2 separate regions of the Mus musculus genome follow, and region 2 is linked to region 1. The links are chromatin contacts, found by POLR2A ChIA-PET in ENCODE. All regions are on one chromosome and are shown on one strand. The core of a region is the stretch at or near the end of the contact, and the rest is flanking DNA. Distances in the headings are between cores, read along the strand shown. Region 1 holds the start of Cnp (2',3'-cyclic nucleotide 3' phosphodiesterase). Region 2 holds the start of Acly (ATP citrate lyase).

Region 1 (6,455 bases), core at 1,347-3,846:
CACTGAGAAGGCTGTGACTTCCTAGAGTTAGCGAATAAACATCTGGCCTCAAAAGGATCAGCCTGGGCTGGAGAGATGGCTCAGTGGTTAACAGCAGTCCTGAGTTCAATTCCCAGCAACCATGTGGTGGCTCACAACTGTCTGTAATGGGATCTGATGCCCTCTTCTAGTGGATCTGAAAACAGCAACAGTGTTCTCATACACATAAAATAAATAAATAAATCTGGAAAAAAAAAAGATCAGGCCATCTTAGGGTTTTAACTACTGTGAACAGACACCGTGACCAAGGCAACTCTTAGACAACATTTAATTGGGGATGGTGGTTTACAGGTTCAGACGATTATTATTAAGGTGGGATTGTGGCAGAATCCAGGCAGGCTGGAGGACCTGAGAGTTCTATATCTTCATCTGAAGGCTGCTATGAGAAGACTGACTTCCAGGAAGCTAGAATGAGGGTCTTAAAGCCCATGTCCACAGTGACACACTTTCTCCAACAGAGTCACACCTCCTAATGGTGCCACACCCTGGGCCAAGCATATACAAACCATCATGCAAGGCCTTTGCCATGTGGTCCAGAAGCAGGGATAAAGATGACTTAGGCTGGATGAAGCCAGGATTCCAGTCAAGTGAGAGGCAATTCAAAGGCAGAATGACTTTGGTCCCCAAACTTATCCCCAGGTCAAGTCCAGGAACTTGTGCCTACTAGACAAGTCTTCTAACACCAAGCTATAGTCCCAGTCCCTAGATAAAAGTATTTTAAATCATGTCTTTTTAAAATTACATTTTAAATGAGGCCGGAGAGATAGCGCAGAGGCTAAGAGCAAGGGCTGCTCTTTAAGAGGACCTGAGTTCAATTCCCAGCAACCACATGGCAGCTCACACCTGTCTATAACTCTAGTTCCAGAAGGTTCTAAACCCCCACATAGACACATATGCAGGCGAAACACCAATACACATAAAATAAAACTCATCTATTAAGCCAGGCAGTGGTGGTACACATTGTTAGTCCCAGCATCAGGGAGGCAGAGGCAGCCGGATCTCTGTGAGTTTGAGGCCAGCCTGGTCTACACAGTGAATTCCAGGATAGCCAGAGCTGGACAGAGAGATCTCTCAAAGAAATAAAAAGTACATTTTAATTTATTTTTGTGTGCATTTATGTGTGCGGACCTACACACCTACTACCTGCCTGTGGCTGTCAGAGAAGAACAAGTCGAGGGAGTTGGTTTTCTATCATTCATGGCCTAGAAGTTCAACTCAGGGTAACGTGGCCATGTTAACAAAGCTATATCTCAACTGCTCCTGAGAAATTATATATAATTATATATCCGTTTGTTTTGTTTTGTTTTGTTGAGACAGGGTGTCTCTCTGTAGGCCTGGCTGTCCTGGAACTCACTCTGCAGATCAGGCTGGCCTGGAACTCACTGAGATCTGCTTGCCTCTGCCTCCCAAGTGCTGGGATTAAAGAAAAAAGTGAAAGTGAACAATGTCACCACGTCCTCGAAGCTAGGATGCACTTGCCTAGCTTGCAGGAACCCCAGCATCTTAAACAGCTGACATGTTCTTGTATGTATGAATTTCCAGCAAGAGGATAAGAAGTTCAAGGTCACCCTTTGTTACATAGAGAGTTTGAACTTAGCCTGGGTTACATGAGATTCATCTTTAAAACAAACCTTTTTTGGGGGATATCCAGCAAAGAAGACTGCTTAGACCCAAGCGGAAGCCAATAGAAAGTCTTTATTAGCCAGCCCCTCAGCCCCTTCACTAGACTTTTTTTTTTTTTTTTTTTTTTTTCCTGAGACAGGGTTTCTCTGTGTAGACCTGGCTGTCCTGGAACTCACCCTGTAGACCAGGCTGGCCTTGAACTCAGAAATCCACCTGCCTCTGCCTTCCAAGTGCTGGGATTAAAGGTGTGTGCCACCACCACCCAGCACTTTTCTCAGGGTAGGCTTTTAATCATAAAAACCACATCCTGTGTTGACACACCTAAGTCAGAAGCAGACTATAGGAGCCAAAAATCAAGGTTAGGACATTTAGGGCCTTTCCCAGAATTATGGACTTTGATGAATTAGGTCTTTGTTTTTGTTTTAGGAGGCGGTGATGCCTATCGGCCTGGTTTCGTGGCCTGAATGGTACTTCCTTCACATGTCAGTTGTGATAAGGTCTATGAGCCTGTTTCAAAATTTTAAACTATCTGACTGCACCCATTTCATCCCAGCCTGCCTGGGAACCCAGGAAAGGCAACTGCCTCCTGTTTTAAGAGTTCATCTCTCTCCTGGTGATGTCTTTAATCCAAGCACTTGGGAGGCAGAGGCAGGCAGATCTCTGTACCAGGCCAGCCTGATCTACATGGTGAGTTCCAGGACAGTCAGGGCTACATAGTGAGTTCCTGTCTCAGAGAAGGGAAAAAGTTAAACTTTAACTTTTAAGGAACAAAGAGGTGGCGTGGCGGACTCTTTCTTGGCATTGAGAGTCCAGGTGTGCTTTTACTTTCTGCCAAGGCTCAGACCGCTGCTTCCTGGCACTCAGGTTTCCATTCCCCGGGGGCGCGTGCGCAGAGGCTCGGGCTGACCCCGCCCTGTCCGCGCGCCCCGCCCCCAGGCTATGAAAGGGACCCTGCGTGGGGGGGCCCCGGACACCCGGAGACGCCCGTGTCCCTCACGCAGGCGGGCGGCCCCGGAGACATAGTACCCGCAAAGGCGGTGACGGCGGTGCGCCCACTCATCATGGTGAGCGCAGCGCGTGCGTGGGGGCCGGGGCGGGAGAGAGGCTAACTGAAAGCGAGATTCTTGGGGATGCATGGGCAGAAGTAGTTTGCAAATGAGGACACCAGGTTCCGGAGTTGAAGTTGCCTCTGGGTCCTCCAAGGCAGCCCTAAGGCAAGGGGCGCGAGCGGGGATATTTTGGGGGAGTCTTAGTGTCTTTGGAGAAGGAAATATCGCCGCAGGGAAGTGAAAGTCGATGCTCCTTGGCGACACCAGCTGGCAAATGGGTCTGGGTAGCACCAGAGAGTGCAGGGCTGTTGTGGAGCCCGCGCTGGGAGTGGGTTCCTGCACAAGGCTATAGAGAAGCCAGAAGCCAGCTAAATTCTCAGGGGCGGAAGCCGTTGTAGATGACAACTGAAACCGCTATGTCTTGTTTTTGTCAGAGAGGTGCTGCTAACACACAGCAGAATAGGGGGCACAGATCTCTGAATACAGGTGCCCTGTGCCCTAATCCTACAGATTGGGGGAGGGGGCGCACTGAGAGAGCAGAGGAGGAGGTGGTTGTGAATATGCCCTTTGTCCAGTGCCCTCCTGCCCTGCCCCCCACCAGCCCTCTGTGGGACCATTGTCCCCCTATACCCAGACAAGAGAGTATTATCTGTTGGTGCCATTGTTGGGTGGAGGGAGGCGGTCTTTGGGTCACCCTCCCCTGCCCTCACCCTCCTCTGCACACTCAAGAGAGCCAAGGCAGCTGTGGCTTTGCCCATACATAGAGCCCCAGGCCTCCAAACAGGACATCCTTAAGAGGTGCCAAGAATATATAAGTTAGGGCTGACAGGGAGCCACAGGCACTTGCTGCCCTTGCGTGCCCTGTCACCAAGGTGTTCTGAGGGGGAGCAGAGAGTGATCCTTGGAGCCAGAGACTAAGAGGTTAGGTAGCTTCAGAAAGATTCCCTCTACCTTACAACCCAGCTGTTGAAGATACTGAAGGATCTACTGCGAGGAAGAAAATCCACCATTCCCCTCCGGGGAAAGCATCCACCATTCAAGGGTGCTTTAAGTTAGGCTTGGGGATTCCTCAACTGACAAGCGGTCCCCCTCTGGGAGAACTCGGCCAGAGACTAGGGTGTGGTGCTTGCGGGCTGGCTTTGAGGAGCCGGGGCTGACATCTCCTCCTCCCTTCTTACACAGAACACAAGCTTTACCCGCAAAAGCCACACATTCCTGCCCAAGCTCTTCTTCAGGAAAATGTCATCCTCAGGAGCAAAGGAGAAGCCAGAGCTGCAGTTCCCTTTCCTTCAAGATGAGGACACGGTGGCTACCCTCCACGAGTGCAAGACGCTATTCATCCTGCGCGGCCTGCCGGGCAGCGGCAAGTCCACACTGGCTCGGCTCATCCTGGAGAAGTACCACGACGGCACCAAGATGGTGTCCGCTGATGCTTACAAGATCATCCCTGGCTCTCGGGCAGACTTCTCCGAGGCGTACAAGCGTCTAGACGAGGACCTGGCTGGCTACTGCCGCCGGGACATCAGGGTTCTTGTGCTTGATGATACCAACCACGAGCGGGAGCGGCTGGATCAGCTTTTTGAAATGGCAGACCAGTATCAGTACCAGGTGGTGCTGGTGGAGCCCAAGACAGCGTGGCGACTAGACTGTGCCCAGCTCAAGGAGAAGAACCAATGGCAGCTGTCGGCCGATGACCTGAAGAAGCTGAAGCCCGGGCTGGAGAAGGACTTTCTGCCACTCTACTTTGGCTGGTTCCTGACCAAAAAGAGTTCTGAGACCCTCCGAAAAGCTGGCCAGGTCTTTCTGGAGGAGCTGGGGAATCACAAGGCCTTCAAGAAAGAGCTTCGACACTGTAGGTGGATGTGGGGTGGGAGCAGGGCAGCTAAAGCCTTGTACTGTTTGCCTGTGATGGAGAGCCAGGCAGCGCAGCTGCTGAGCTCAAAGGATGGGGTTGACGGGTGGAGGGTACAGGTAGCAGCTTCTAGGACTGGCCAGAAGCAAGGCGTCAGTGGAGAAGGGCATGCCCATAGCTCCTTTCTTGCCTTCCTCTTCCCCCCCCAGCACCAGGATATCCTCCCCGTTTGGCTCTAGACCTCCATCTGAGTCTTGGAGGTGGGAAAAAACTGTAATTCTCTTCGCCATATGCTATAAGCTCCTCGGTGGAGGGCGGAGGGAGACCAAGGCTGTCAAGATCAGTTTTAGCAGCAGAATATATGTTTCTAAGCAGAAGGTGAGGTGGAAACCTAAACTGCAAAAAGTAGCAAGGCCAAGGCTGTGTGACTTTCCAGAGAATGGGTCTTGGGCTCCCCCATGGCATCTCAAGCTGTAGAGAACCCAGCTTCATGCCTTCCAGAATATTCTCTCCATATAAGAGACATGCCCAGAAAGGATATAAGAGTTGCCACCTGTACCTGGGTAGGAGCCAGGAGGATTCTTTCCTGGTAAGGGCTGTTGGCTCCAATGAGTGGATAGTCTGGGGTAGGGTAGAGTCCTCAGTGGTCCCATTCCCCCAGTGTCCCACAGGTAGTTGAGTCTTGGGTGTTTTGTTTTGTTTTGGAGATAAAAGTCTATGTAGCCTTCCATGGCGGGCCTGGAACTCACTTCATCCATCAGGCTGGTCTCTGACTTGCAGTAATTCTCCTGCTTTTACCTTCCCCAGTACTGGAGACTTAGGCACTCTCAGTTTTAGCTGGCCTGTAAACAAACTGCTTCATTCTGTTGTTCGACTGCTCAGAGGCAAACAGGTCCTTTGTGCCCATGTGAGTTTTCAGAAAACTTATTTCTAGGCTCCTAAGACTCAAACTTTTACAAGGAAGATGTTAGTTGAGAGCCAGGCCACTTTTTGTATAGAGGGGCAACGATCAGGGACAGGGCTTCTGGCCAGAGCTGTTGGTGCTGGCTCGGGCATGATTACTGTTTGATGCTGGCTTTGGCCACAAACACCAGAATGCTTTTCTGCTCAGAGTGTGACAGGGGACATCAGAAACAATAACAGGACGTGCTCAGAATAGAGGACCCCTTGAAGCATTAGCATTTGGGAAGGAATGGAAAAGCTAGAGACCAAATTCAGCCACCAAGCTTGGCCTCTGTTTGGAAGCCCAGCTTTTGACATCCTCCTGGTCCTCAGCCACCTCGTCCCACTGTTCCTAGGACCCTTCCTGTTCCAGGCCCTTGGCTTGCTCTCCTCCTCCACGCATGCCTTGCAGGGCATGAGGGGTCAGTCACCACTGGCTGAAATGGTTGCTGTAAATCTCAGAGGCCCTGAGGAATTTGGGGATATGGCAACTGGAACTGTCACAGTGGACTGACAAGTCACCCACCCACGTGTCCCAGGTGGCTAGTAAGTGGCAGGATGGGTTTCATTTCCCCATGTACCACCTGGTTCCCCTTGCCTTTGGCTTGTATGGCCTAGCCCTGTGTTACATATGCCTGAGAACTCAAGTAGAGATATAAAGCTCTATACGCTGTAACGCCAGTATGGTTTGGTTTGTTCCCTGTCCAGCATTAAAGCCAGGACCCTATGCATGCTGGGCAAGGATCCCAGCTGCCCTCCCCCGACCCCGTTGAGAACTCCAGATCTTCCTGCATCTATTTTCCTGGAGCTAGGGTTACATGTGTATGTCACCATGCTTGCTTTACGCAGTGCTAGTGCCGGGGACTCAACCTGGGGTGTTGGCGCAGGCCAGGCCAGGCCAGCACTCTGCCCACTGACCTTCGTCTCCAGCTAGCAAATAAGCGAAGCAC
Region 2 (6,455 bases), core at 1,580-4,079, 47 kb before region 1:
AGCCCAGGGAAGGCAAGAGTCACAGGGTCACACTCAACTCCTCTGCCAATCGGCCACGCTGGAGAGACTTCAGATGCTAGCCCTGGCTGGGCTGCCTCCCCTATCTCTAAGGCACCACAATGGGCATACTCAGCTTGGGGCCGGGTTCAAAGTAGGTAGCTGGAAAGGGGCTTCTCCTGGGATGGCTTGGAACTCCTTAATTTGTTTCTGAAGGAGACGCCCCAACCAGCCCCACTGCCCCAGAGTCCTCCACCCCCACCCACTCCAGTTCCATTTCCCAACCTTCTTGACTCAGACCAGAAAAACTGGTCCTGAAATCGAATGGGCACACCCACCCCTACCCACCTCCCAAACAGAATGCAGCCCAGGGCACCTTAATCAGAAAGAGGAGGGGGCGGCACTGACCACTTCCAGCCACTCATACACCTTCAAAAACAAAATCACACACTTCAGAAGAAAGGAAGCCCCTGGGCCAAGCCTATGCCTACGCATAAACCAGTTGACAGAAGACTGACCACAGTCCCCAGAATTTAGTACCTCCCAAAACAGACCCAAGACCCAGCTAAGGGAAGGATGAAGGAGACAACACAACCTTAGGCAACTGAAGGAAATCACAATTTTCTTAAGTCTCAGATCACCATGAGGTGGGTGAAGGGGTGTCTCTGGTCAGGAGGAAAAAAAAAAAAATAGGGAGATGATACAGGAACGGTTTGCCAGTTTACCAAAACAAGATGTGCCACCAGAGCACTGCGGCTTGGCTGGAAAGGCTGAGACAAAGGACTCTTAGACTAACTGGTGGAAGGGCCTGGTCTCTCAGCAGGGCAGCTCATACATCCTGGGAGGCCCCAGGAGAGATCAATCAAAACTTCACTCATCAATTCCCTGCTCTCAACAGCAATGGATCGGTGAGGTTCTTTCAGAATCTAAAAAGCCTGAAAACCGTGAGGGAAGTAAGTATGCGCTTACTCAAACATGTGAAAACTTCCGTTATTAGGAACAATGTGACAAAAGTACATCAGAATCTGGGATTGGAGGACACCCCCCTCCCACACACACACACCCCAAAGCCTTTCTCAGCGGCTGATCACGCTGTCAAATTCGTGATGGATGGTTTCACAGCAGAGCTGAGCGCCCACTCCCCCAACAAACTGTTACCTGTTAACAATAACCTGCAAACTCTTAGTGGGAACCATGCCCAAGGTTCCAACACGCACACGCACCTATACACTTAGATATATGGACACACACACTCACATTCTCTCTGTCTTTGTCTGTCTCTATCTCTCTCCAAGAAAGGGATCTTTTGAATTGAATGGGCTATTTTCTACAGTGACTGCCTGAGGACTGAATTCACTCACTGAGGCCCCAGGAGCAGCCCAGAGGGAAGGGTGAATGAATGAAGCCTGCTTTTAAAGAAGACTCCTCTGGGACCCACTGAGGAGGGTCGACAAAACACTCTCACTTTAAGGGCTGGGGAGGGGGAGGGGATGACAAGCAAGCAATCCCCTATAGCAAAGGAACGGACAGAACTCTTCCGAGTATTCCCTGCTACAGCAGACAGTGTCTAAATAGAGATTAAAAACAGCAGCTACTCTGTCTTCAAGGCCTCCTTTTACTGCCCCCCCCCCCCGCAGAGGGGAGCGTTTAAGCAGCTTTCTAAGAGGTGGAAATGATCTTTCCAGGACAGTTATCTCTCGATAGTAAAGAAACCCGACATGCTGAGCAAAGTTAAAGCGGGGACAGACAGGGTTGGCTGGCAGACTAAAGTGCCTTATGCTGTCCTTTCCAAAATTATGTCAGGAGGGATCCCTCATAGCAGAATTTCAAGACTGAAGAAAGCAGCAAGCTTTGGGGACCAGACCTCTGCCAGGCCTGACAGGAGGTAGAGGTAGGTAGCATCCTTTGCACACACGCGCGCCCGCGCACATACACACACCCTAGGTGCTTGTCTCATCCAGACTCCTGAGCACTCCGACCATCTGTTGTTTGGGGGCTACACCAGTAGGGAGCTCCTTAGCAGGGAGAGCCCATCCAGCGCCGTCGCTCCGGAGCCAAGTCCTCGCAGCAAGGCCTCAGGCACTCTGAAGCAGCACGACCCCGCGTGGCCAGGGCCCGCTCCCTACACTTCGACATAGAGCTTAAGGGATTCACCACAGAACTAACAGGACAGGCCTGCTTGAGTCCGGCTTGCGAGCGGCCGGCGTGGAGAGAGTAGCCACCGCCATCTCTACTACCCGCCCCGGCATCCGGTGGGGAACCCGAATGGGGCCCAAAAAAGTGTCCCAAAAAAAGCCCGACTAGACTCGAGAGCTGGCCCTGGGTGGAGCTGAGAAGAAGCAGGACGCGCAAAGGCAATCCGGAGGAGGGAGAAGTAAGGTCGGTGGCAAGCAATGTGCAAACTCCCAGGAACTAGAATAGGATTGGGAGGGTGTAGACATGCGGCCCGCGGCTGGGGAGAAGACTACTATAAAGCTTAGACCCGCACAAAACTTCCGAGCAGGTGCAGGGAGCGCGCGGGAGCGCCCAGCCAGGGAGCCCGGAGGTGGTTCCGGGTTGGGGGAGGGAAGCAGGAAGCTTAGTGGGTACTGGGGGGTCGCACCCGCGCCTACGACTGCCGTACTCACCTCTTCGAGAAAGCCTGAGTGTGGCTCTCTGTCCGTAAGCACCAGCTCACCCCAACTCTTCGGATCGCTCCAGCCGCCTGCAGCAGCCGGGGATCCGGCTTTTGTTCCGGCCCAAGTGGGCTCCTCCCCGCCCCCCATCAGCTCACAGGCTAAGCAGCCCGGCGATTGGGCACACGCGTTCCCTAGCCTGAGCTCTAGGCTCCTCCCCATTCGCTGCTGTGGTGGCCCCGCCCTCAGGCCTGACCTGGGGCTGATGGGACTTGTAGTCCCGGACGTGGGCGGGGCCGTGGGCGGGGCCTAGGATGGGGAGATGGGCCGGGCGGCTCTAGGAGGAGAACCTACGAGGCTGGGGGCTGTGGCCTGATCGTTTCAGGGGCTGGGCCGGCCAGCCGCCGGGTTGGGTAGCTGAGGGAGGGGGTTGTTGGCCCAAAAGGCTATAGCACTTCTCCCTGGACCTGGCGTCCTCTTCCTCCCTCCCAGGAGAGCAACTGACGTTCTTATCCCAGGCTCTTGTAAGCCGCCACACCAAACCCAGTGCGTTAGACCTGCTTTTGAAAAGCTACGTCTGCTTTCCTTTCACACGTGTCGCCTCTCCGCTCCTGGAACCCTCCCCAGGGAATTTACCAGAGCCAGTCTACACGACCACGCTACACAATCAGACTGTCCGACCTAGGACATAGATTGGAGGAAGGGGTAAACTAGTGAGGCCAGAAGGACGCCAGTCCCAACGCGAGTCCTCTTACAGGCTCACCTGAGCGCGGATCTGGGCGGAGCTGATCATTTATCTGAGATTAAAACTTAGGACTGGGGCCATCCCTGCCCAACCTCTTGCTCCCTCCCCCAACCTCAAACTAAGACACCGAAAGCAATGAACAACCTCCTCTTTTCTGTTACTTGCGAAAGATAGAACATATTTTCCAAACCCAAAACTGGAGCGCCCAGTCTAACAGGTACCCGAGAACTTCTGGGGCAGAATAGATAAATCATAAGGTCCTGGAAATCAGGAATTCACTGCTTCCCTGGAGTGGAAGCCTCTCTTGCTTGTCCCCTAGTCCCAGTATGTCTTCCCAGATGGACCCAGAAACTAACAATTTTCCAGCTCTAGGAAGGAGGCCAGAATCATCCTTTAATCAGCTCAGGTGATGCGTCAGCCCAGGGTGCAGAGAATCTGCATGGCTGTGCCCCTGGCAAAAAACCCTGGGTCAAAAGCTCCCTGCAACAATGTTGCAACACTCTCCTGGGCAAACACTTTCCCAAGGCCCCCCACTCCCAGGCCCTTTTCGGCCAGTCTTTGGATGGCTGAACTTGTAACACCCATTCTTGACCAGCGTGTGCTCCTTTTTTTGTTTGTTTGGGTTTTTTTTTTGTTGTTGTTGTTTTGTTTTTTACGAGACAGGGTTTCTCTGTGTAGCCCTGGCTGTCCTGGAACTCATTTTGTAGACCAGGCTGGCCTCGAACTCAGAAATCCGCCTGCCTCTGCCTCCTGATTAAAGGCGTGCCACCACTCCTGGCTAGCGTGTGCTCCTTGATGACGTCTTTTTTTTTTTTTTTTCTTGGTCCCTTCCCTAATACTCATTCTTTAGAAATAACAGTTTAGAGTGCCCCTTGCTCCTGCAGTTGAGGGAGAGGCCTAGAACCTACCCAAATCTCTGTGAGTGATCACTTCTCCCCAAGTAAATAAATATCGTCTCTGAAGTTGCTCAAATTCAGGCCCTGGAGGACAGCAATTCAGAGTTTTTATTAAAGTCTGTTTGTTTTCTGTTTGAGACAGAGTAACATGTAGCCCAGGTTGTTCTTAAACTTGTTGTTTAAATAGAGAACAACCTTGAATGTCTATCCTCCTCCTGTCTCAGCTTCCCAAACGCTGGAATAAGTCGTGGACCCTTGGGACTAGCTAGTCTTCACCAGCTAACCAAAAGACTGTAGTTAATGTGAATTACCTGTGGGGTGTCCTAGAAAAATGACTAAGCAGGTAAATGACTTGCTATGAAAAGATGATGCGAGTTCCATTGCCAAAACCACATAACGGCAATTAAAGAAAAATGGCTCCACAAAATTGCCCTCTGAACTCCACACACATAAACTGTAGTACCTGTGTCCCCCTACATATACACAATAATAGCTTTTTTTTTTTTTTAATAGGCGGGTAGATCTCTATGAGTTTCACACAGCCTGGTCTACAACACAACTATTCCTTTGTTTAGAAAGAATAACCTTTAGTCCAGCATGGTGGCACACACCTTTAGTCCCACCACTTGGGAGGCAGGTGTATCTCTGTGTGTTCGAGGCCAGCCTGGTCTACAAAACAGGTGCCAAGATAGCCTGGGCTATACACAGGAAAAAAAAAAAAAAAAGAAGAAGAAGAAAGGAAGAAAAAAAAAAAGGGAATTTCCAGCAGAATGTGGTAAGGCAGTGTTCTCAACCTTCCTAACACTCGACCCTTTAATACAGTTCTTCATGTTGTACTGACCCCAACCATAAATTATTTTGTTGCTACTTCATAGCTGTAATTTTGCTACTGTTATGAATCATAATTTAAATACCTTATGTGCAAGATATCTGATATGCAACTCCTGTGAAAGAGTCATTCAAAGCCCCCCTAAAGGGTCCCCACTCACAGAGGGAGAACGGCTATGGGAAGGGAACCCAATACTCTCAGCATTCAGGAGCCTCAGGAAGGATGATCAGGAGTTTGAGGGAAGCCTTAGCTATACAGTAAGATTTTCTCCAAGCAAAACAAAACATTGGAGTTAGAGAGATGGCGCAGCAGTTAAGAGCTCTTGATGCTGCTCTTCCAGGACTGAGGTTCAAGTCCCACCACCCCACATGGCAGCTCAAACCTTCCATAACTCTAATTCTAGGAGATATGATGCTCTCTTCTGGCCTCTGCAAGCACCAGGCACACACATGGCACAGATGAACATGCAGGCAAAACACTAATAAACATAATTTTAAAAAAAGAAAAAAGAAAAAAGGACACTCAGCCTGTGTGGTGGTGGAGTATGCCTTTAATTCCAGCACTTGGAAGGCAAAGGCAGCAAGATCTCTAAGTTCAAGGCCAGTTTGGTCTACAGAGTGAGTTCCAGGACAGCAAAGGCTACACAAAGAAATCCTATCTTGAAAAACAAACAAACAAACAAATAAACAAAAAAGAAAAAAAGAAGAAAATCAAATAAATAAATAAATAAGAACACGCCTAAACAAGTATCCAGGTAAGAAACAACTATAAACTTTTTTTTAATGTCAATTTGGCAAAATCAATAAAAATTGGAAATTGCCTGAAGCTCGCCCTGGTGGTGTGGTGCAGGAGGGCTGGTGAGCTGACCAACTCAGCTACCACCCAGGTCCACATCCAGGGCTTTGATTTGGCACACCCCCAAAGCTACAGTATCTCTATAGGTCAACAACAGGATCTCTAAAAGGACTTTCCAATGAAACTCCAGTATTGATCGTGTAGAAGAAGCCAAAGGCCTCAAACCAGATCAATGACTCATTGCAATGAACATGTTCAGGTAAAGAAGTATGGGTGAAAGGGACTATGTGACACACTGTGACACACTACAGCTTCCATGATGGGCAGACTATGTGACACACTGTGACACACTACAGTTTCCATGATGGGCAGACTATGTGACACACTACAGTTTCCACGATGGTTAGACTATGTGACACACTGTGACACACTACAGCTTCCACAATGGGTAGACTATGTGACACACTACAGCTTCCACGATGGGTAGACTATGTGACACACTGTGACACACTACAGCTTCCACGATGAGATGCTTTGTTTTGTTTTAATTTTCTTTTTGGCAGAGCATTCCAATGGTT

What was found. ChIA-PET counts read pairs that join two places held with the same protein, here RNA polymerase II (POLR2A).
Region 2: POLR2A ChIA-PET joins it to region 1 with 24 read pairs in embryonic stem cell. The contact joins the promoter of Acly here to the promoter of Cnp in region 1. POLR2A ChIA-PET finds 5 or more read pairs at or near these places in 4 of 5 experiments (Patski and embryonic stem cell).

The regions. Positions count from the first base shown.
Region 1 is chr11:100,572,343-100,578,797 of GRCm38, forward strand. Cnp (2',3'-cyclic nucleotide 3' phosphodiesterase) reads left to right here and starts at 2,597. Exons shown (of 4, transcript NM_009923.2): 1 at 2,597-2,726; 2 at 3,894-4,563. The coding sequence starts at 2,724. It overlaps Ttc25 (tetratricopeptide repeat domain 25), which reads left to right. Exons shown (of 12, transcript NM_028918.3): 12 at 1-224.
Region 2 is chr11:100,525,171-100,531,625 of GRCm38, forward strand. Acly (ATP citrate lyase) reads right to left here and starts at 2,830. Exons shown (of 28, transcript NM_134037.3): 1 at 2,625-2,830.